Linked DNA regions of Homo sapiens: region 2 is linked to region 1. The links are chromatin contacts, found by Hi-C or POLR2A ChIA-PET in ENCODE. All regions are on one chromosome and are shown on one strand. The core of a region is the stretch at or near the end of the contact, and the rest is flanking DNA. Distances in the headings are between cores, read along the strand shown.

Evidence for each region. Hi-C counts contacts between places; a loop is a spot of excess contacts on that map. ChIA-PET counts read pairs that join two places held with the same protein, here RNA polymerase II (POLR2A). Pooled maps may share reads with other maps.
Region 2: a loop to region 1 is called in a pooled map of left cardiac atrium, with 2.4 times the contacts of the local background. The contact joins two enhancer-like sites. A Hi-C loop is called at or near these places in 4 of 168 maps with a recorded cell type or tissue (Calu3, GM12878, PC-9 and 1 more) and 7 of 50 pooled maps. POLR2A ChIA-PET finds 5 or more read pairs at or near these places in 1 of 52 experiments (activated naive CD4-positive, alpha-beta T cell).

The regions. Positions count from the first base shown.
Region 1 is chr5:64,329,680-64,332,379 of GRCh38, reverse strand. RNF180 (ring finger protein 180) reads right to left here. Exons shown (of 8, transcript NM_001113561.2): 7 at 1,974-2,099. Among named protein-coding and RNA genes, the nearest start is that of RNF180, 170 kb to the right of the region's middle. Within about 2 kb of position 1,324, at least 2 of the 41 ENCODE cell types and tissues checked have a DNase peak (open chromatin) inside an H3K27ac peak, as active enhancers do.
Region 2 is chr5:64,593,791-64,596,490 of GRCh38, reverse strand. RGS7BP (regulator of G protein signaling 7 binding protein) reads right to left here. Exons shown (of 6, transcript NM_001029875.3): 4 at 1,634-1,781. Among named protein-coding and RNA genes, the nearest start is that of RGS7BP, 89 kb to the right of the region's middle. Within about 2 kb of position 1,415, at least 2 of the 41 ENCODE cell types and tissues checked have a DNase peak (open chromatin) inside an H3K27ac peak, as active enhancers do.

The DNA of each region.
Region 1 (2,700 bases), core at 75-2,574:
TCTATTTGTTTTAAACTTGTGGGACAACTATAAAATATTAAAACTAAATAAATAGAGCTTCTGCTAATGAACGCATTATTAGGAATCTTTATACAGAGTACTGGTGCCTTTGTTAACTATTGTCACAGGATCCCTAGGGTGTCACTTCACCAGCCAGAAACCTCTGTAGCTGACGGCATCTTCTGCCTGAGTACTGCTTGTGCCTGCTGGGCCAGTTCAACCCACTTGGCCTGGCAGGCTGTGCTTGGCTCTTACTACTGGCTCAGATCCCACATCTGCCAAGTGCAAGCCAGGTGCAGAATGGCAAGGGGTGTGTGGTTGAGCAAGCGTGAGGTCCAGCCACTGTGCACAGCCAGGCATGCTGGCTGCTGTGGCGGGGCAGGGAGCTCCAGGTGTTGGCTCTGTGTGTGGCTGTGGCTGGATGAGATATACTTCATGCGGCTTCTGCTGTGGGCACCCGAGTCAGGACGAGGTAAATGCAGTGGTGCCTGGAAGCTTGGAGACTCCAGGAACTGCAGAACCCCAAGGAGGGTGTCACAGCCCTGGCTCAGGGATCTCTACATCTGGGCTCCTCAAAGGGCTGCAGCTCTTCTTGTCTTGTCACCGTCAATGTGGCGAGCATGGGGCGGGGGTGTGTTTCAGCCCTTATTGTGTTACAGTTCTTTTAGTCCTGCCACTCAGCAGGTCCTGAGTTCTTGTCCCACATTCAGGAGGAATGAGGTATGCAGACAACTGGAGGGTAAGCAAGGTGGAGAGGAGCTTCACTGAGTGGTAGAACAGTTCTCAGGAGACCCACAGTGGGTATCTCCTATTCACAGGCAGGTTGTCCCGCTGTCTCTACAGCCCTCAGTGGAGAGGAGACTCACAGGTCATATTGTCAGGTAGGTTGTCCCACTGTCTGCCTGAGTCTGGCTGAGTCCAGGGTTTTTATGGGCTAAAGAGGGGAGGAAGTGCATGCTGACTGGTTCATGGGTGGCCATAGGCAGGCCTGGAAAAAGCACTGTAAGTTCTCACTCTGGTCCACAGAACTGACAGCCCAGCCCCCAGTCTTCAGGTTTGAAGAAGGTGGGGCTTTACCAGGGACCTGTCCCCTTTCTGCCCAGGAGCCTGTCTGCCTCCTGCCACCATCAACCTGCCATCCACGGTGCCCACAGTGCCCAAGCTATTCTTGCCAAGCGGTGTATGCAGGTTGCGCTGAGCTGCCCTCAGCTCCCCTCAGCCTTCCTCCCATGCTTGTCAGCACCCAGAGTTTGGAGTGGGCCTAGGCAGCAGGGGGCTGGCATGTCAGGACTGCCCTGAGAGTGTACACACTTGGCTGGGTTGCGACAGTGCCTGGGCTTGGCTTCAACTTTGCTGTGAAATTGGAGTGGGTGCCAGGAGCATGGAGAGGCCAGGCAGCAGGAGTAGGCATTTCTGAGCCTGCAGGGGCAAGGGGGCTTCCCCAGTCCCCAAGAGTACAAGGATGTCTCGGTCCGAAGCCATGGCTGGGTGGCTGCAACTTTGCCTGGGTAGGCAGGGCTCCCACCCTGCTAACTTGGAAAGGGGCAGGGCTCCCACCTGTTCCTGGCTCCTGCCAGCTCTGTGGAATGTGCAGCCCTGGCTTGTGCCTCCCCGACTGCAGCTGGCTTCATAGTAGCAGCTGTTCCAGATGGGCTGCCGCTGCCATAAATATGACTTTGTCAAATCTGATACTTTTGAGACGTATTTTCATTATCTATGTACTAAACAGTGATAGCATGGCAAAGTCAATTTAGTCATGAGTCTTCGGATTTGCTCTTATTGTATAGTCTTCATTTTCTTCATTTGTACATCTGTAGTTTTCAGCAAGGAGATACTTAGCAAAATCCTTATTTAAAATTGATTAATACAGAAATATGTTTCCCCTAATATTTCTGAGACAGCAGGAAGTTACTTTTAAGAACAGACCTTAGACAAAATTACCAGACTTTTTTTTTGGCGTTAGATTTCCTTACCTCCAAAAAGATGAAATGCTTTTCTGCAGCTTGGTAGGGGCCATTTTGCAGAGTTGGATTTCTGAAAGCTTTGTTTTATTTTCAAATATTCTTTAGTAAAGAAAGTTTTTGTGGCATTGTTCAATTCTAGAATAAAGCAAAAGAAAATAGGATTTTGAAATTAATTTGAGTAAAATGGCAAGAAAATGACAAGTGAATACTGTAGTATTTTGATACTATTTGATACAATTCACACCTCTTTAAGTCAGTGAAGACAAAAATAGATTCAACATTTTTTTCTTTACTCAAGCAAATACAACTTCCTCAAGTTCACATTTGGTGCAACTTTGACATGCCTACACATAGAACATAAATCTACTGAGTAGCTCCTATGTCAAGCAGTATAGAGTATATAATGATAAATAGGACATCGTCCCTCACCTTAAAACAACTGTAGTCTAAAACAGTGGTCCCCAACCCCTGGGTCACAAATGGGTAGCAGTCCATGGCCTGTTAGGAACTGGGCCACACAGCAGGAGGTGAGCCACAGGCAAATAAGCATTGCTGCCTGAGCTCTGCCGCCTGTCAGATCAGTGGCAGCATTAGATTCTCATAGGAAGTGAACCCTATTGTGAACTGCGCATGCAAGGAATACAGGTTGCACACTCCTTGTAAGAATCTAATTAATGCGCCTGTAATCCCAGCACTTTGGGATGTTGAGGCAGGTGGATCACTTGAGGTCAGGAGT
Region 2 (2,700 bases), core at 166-2,665, 260 kb before region 1:
GCACCAATTCTCAACCTTGGCTGCTGCACAGGAGAATCACCTTAAGCCCAGGTCTCACCCCAAGAGAGCCTGATTCAGTTGGCTTATAGTGGGGCCCAGCCATCAGTATTTTAAGAATTCCCTCCTGATGACTTAACTGTGCAGTCCAGTTTGAGACCCATGATCTCTCAAGGCAGACAGCCAGGGAGAACGGAGTTAGCCACATCCTGGACCAGGTCCACTGTGCCCACCTCCATCTCCTTTGACCAGAATCTGGGCTTTCAGGCTGAACTGAAACATTGCCAACGTTGTGGGCCTTAACTATCCTACTCTTACTGCCATCCCTTCTTATAAGCTTATAAGGCGTGAATATAGCTGCTGTCTAAGGTCTGCAAAGTAAAATGGTTTCACTGATGTTTATGCCCTGATATGGCATTTCAGCAGATATTTTTTTCCCTGGGAACAGAGCTAAGAATTTTCTACTTTATAAATTAAGATAAATCACTCCCTCATCATTTGTCTATAGTGCCATCAAACGGTGCCAAACAGCTTTATTGTTTGAATTGTTGCATTTCCAAGCTTATACAAAATCCAAGTTTTATTAATAGCACATAATTACCACATGCTCCAATTTTCTATAAACACAGAAATTCGGTAATTAGCTTTAGAATTATATCACAATCTGAAAGTAGAACCACAATGGCTATAAATGCCATTGTGTGTTACATTTCTAAAAATAAAAAAAAATAAAATGTTCATTATGTTGTCAGTGACTTAACCTCATACACACAGAACACTCAGTGGAATTGCCCAGTATTCATTCAGCTGCTTGGTGCCAGCTCTGGGGACATTAGTAGCAAAGGGCACAGATATCAGTGTAAAGGCAAATAAACAAGAGGCTTATCTTTCTGCCTCGCAGAATGTCATTTTTAGCATCTAGATGGGACATGGTATTTATTATAATATTATTATTATTACTCCCTTTTCCTAAATAAAATAAAATCACTGTAGAGTCTCTTCTTTTCAAGAAAGAAACTGCCTCTCTAGAAGTGAGCTACTGAAGTTAAGAAAATGCATTAACTTGCTTTGACCACTGAGGGGCCATCAGCCACCTTGTGGAGAGTAAGAGAAGGGGGCCCTGGGAGAAGCCCTTTGTGAACTGGACAGAATGCTCAGCCCCTAAATGGCAGCTAAGCAGGCTGTTCCATATACCTGAAACCCGAGACTTTACTGGAGGCATCTTTGTGTAATTTTGGATTTTCTCCCTTAAACAAATGGGAATTTTGGGTACCAGCCCAGTAGGTGAACTGTGACAGCATGTAGACTTTTTCCCCTCCAAGGCAGCACACTGTTCTCATTTTCCATGGAGATGCAATGTGTTGGAGTGGGAGAAGCAGAGGCCTGGGAGCCTGTGCCTACTGTGGGTGTTGCTAGTGTTCCTCTGCAGGATTTGGACTGCTTACCCTCTCTTGTCTCAGTTTTCTTGTCTGCAGATTAGGCAGTCTCCAGGGTCCCTGACAGCACTATGCTCCTCTGGCATACCAAAGAAAGCTCTGTTTCTGAATCTGAACTAGAAAACCTCGTCTCTCTGTGGCCCCTAAGAACATTAACGGGAGGAGGATTGGCAGTCTATTCAGGGTAACTTCCCACTTACCTTTCAGTGTTCTCAATGTCTGTGGAAACCTGCCAGGAATGTTGCTGACTATCTACGGGGGATGATGAGGAGTCTTCTAGGGCAGGTGTTTCAGCACTCTCCTCAATTTTGCAATCCAAACTCTTGGTTCCCCCGCCAGGTTCCTTTCCTAAGGGAGGGAGGGTGTTGGTAAAGAGAAGAGGAAAAAGAAATCATAAAGGCAGGTTCTATATGCAGGATGTCAGTGCTAAGGTTGGCTATGCTTTGAGTCAAATGTTCCATTAACCCTAATAGCTTTCTGAGTAATAAAATAATTAGGTATATACATGTATGAGTATGTGTGTTTGTGTGTATAGCATGTTTTCACAACATTCCGGGAAAGACAGTTTGAGGTCAATGCAACCTAAAGATCAAGATAATATTAAAGCCCCTGTCTTTGATAGAGTATTGGTGTTTTATAACCCATTCTTAGTGAATTAGATTAAGTTAGCTCAGGAGGGGGGATTTAGCTTGTGAAACCTACTGGCTTTTGGTGCTTAGATGCAGGAGCAGGTAAAAGGGCCAGGAGCAGGTGACACCCAGCAGAAAGAATGAGAGCTCCTGCTGTTTTCTCTGATTCTAGACACTGGCCCTCTCAGCATGCAGCAGGGATCATGCAGGTGTCTTCCAATTCCTTGGCTCTCCAACCTCCTTCAACACATCCTTCTATGAGGAGAAAGCCTGACCTTGATCCAGCCTTACACCGCTGAGACCATAAAACACCGTCAACTCAAATGTGAATGCCATGTAGTAGGTAGCCGTCCACAGCAATGCACTACCTACCCACTAAGACTTGTATTTACCATGATTGATCTCAACTGAATAAATCAGTACTTTCTGGAAACAAATCTCCAAACTGGTTCAGCCATAAATTTATATGAAATTAAGTGGGAGGTTATGTCGTATGGCCTAGGCACAATCTCTTAATGTCTTTTATTCTTTCTTGAAAATCTGTGCATCCATAGGGGGGTATCCTAGTATCATGGAAATGGTCAAGTAGGCCCGAGAACTGGGTTTTAAACCTGGCTTAGTCATTTGTTCATTCATTC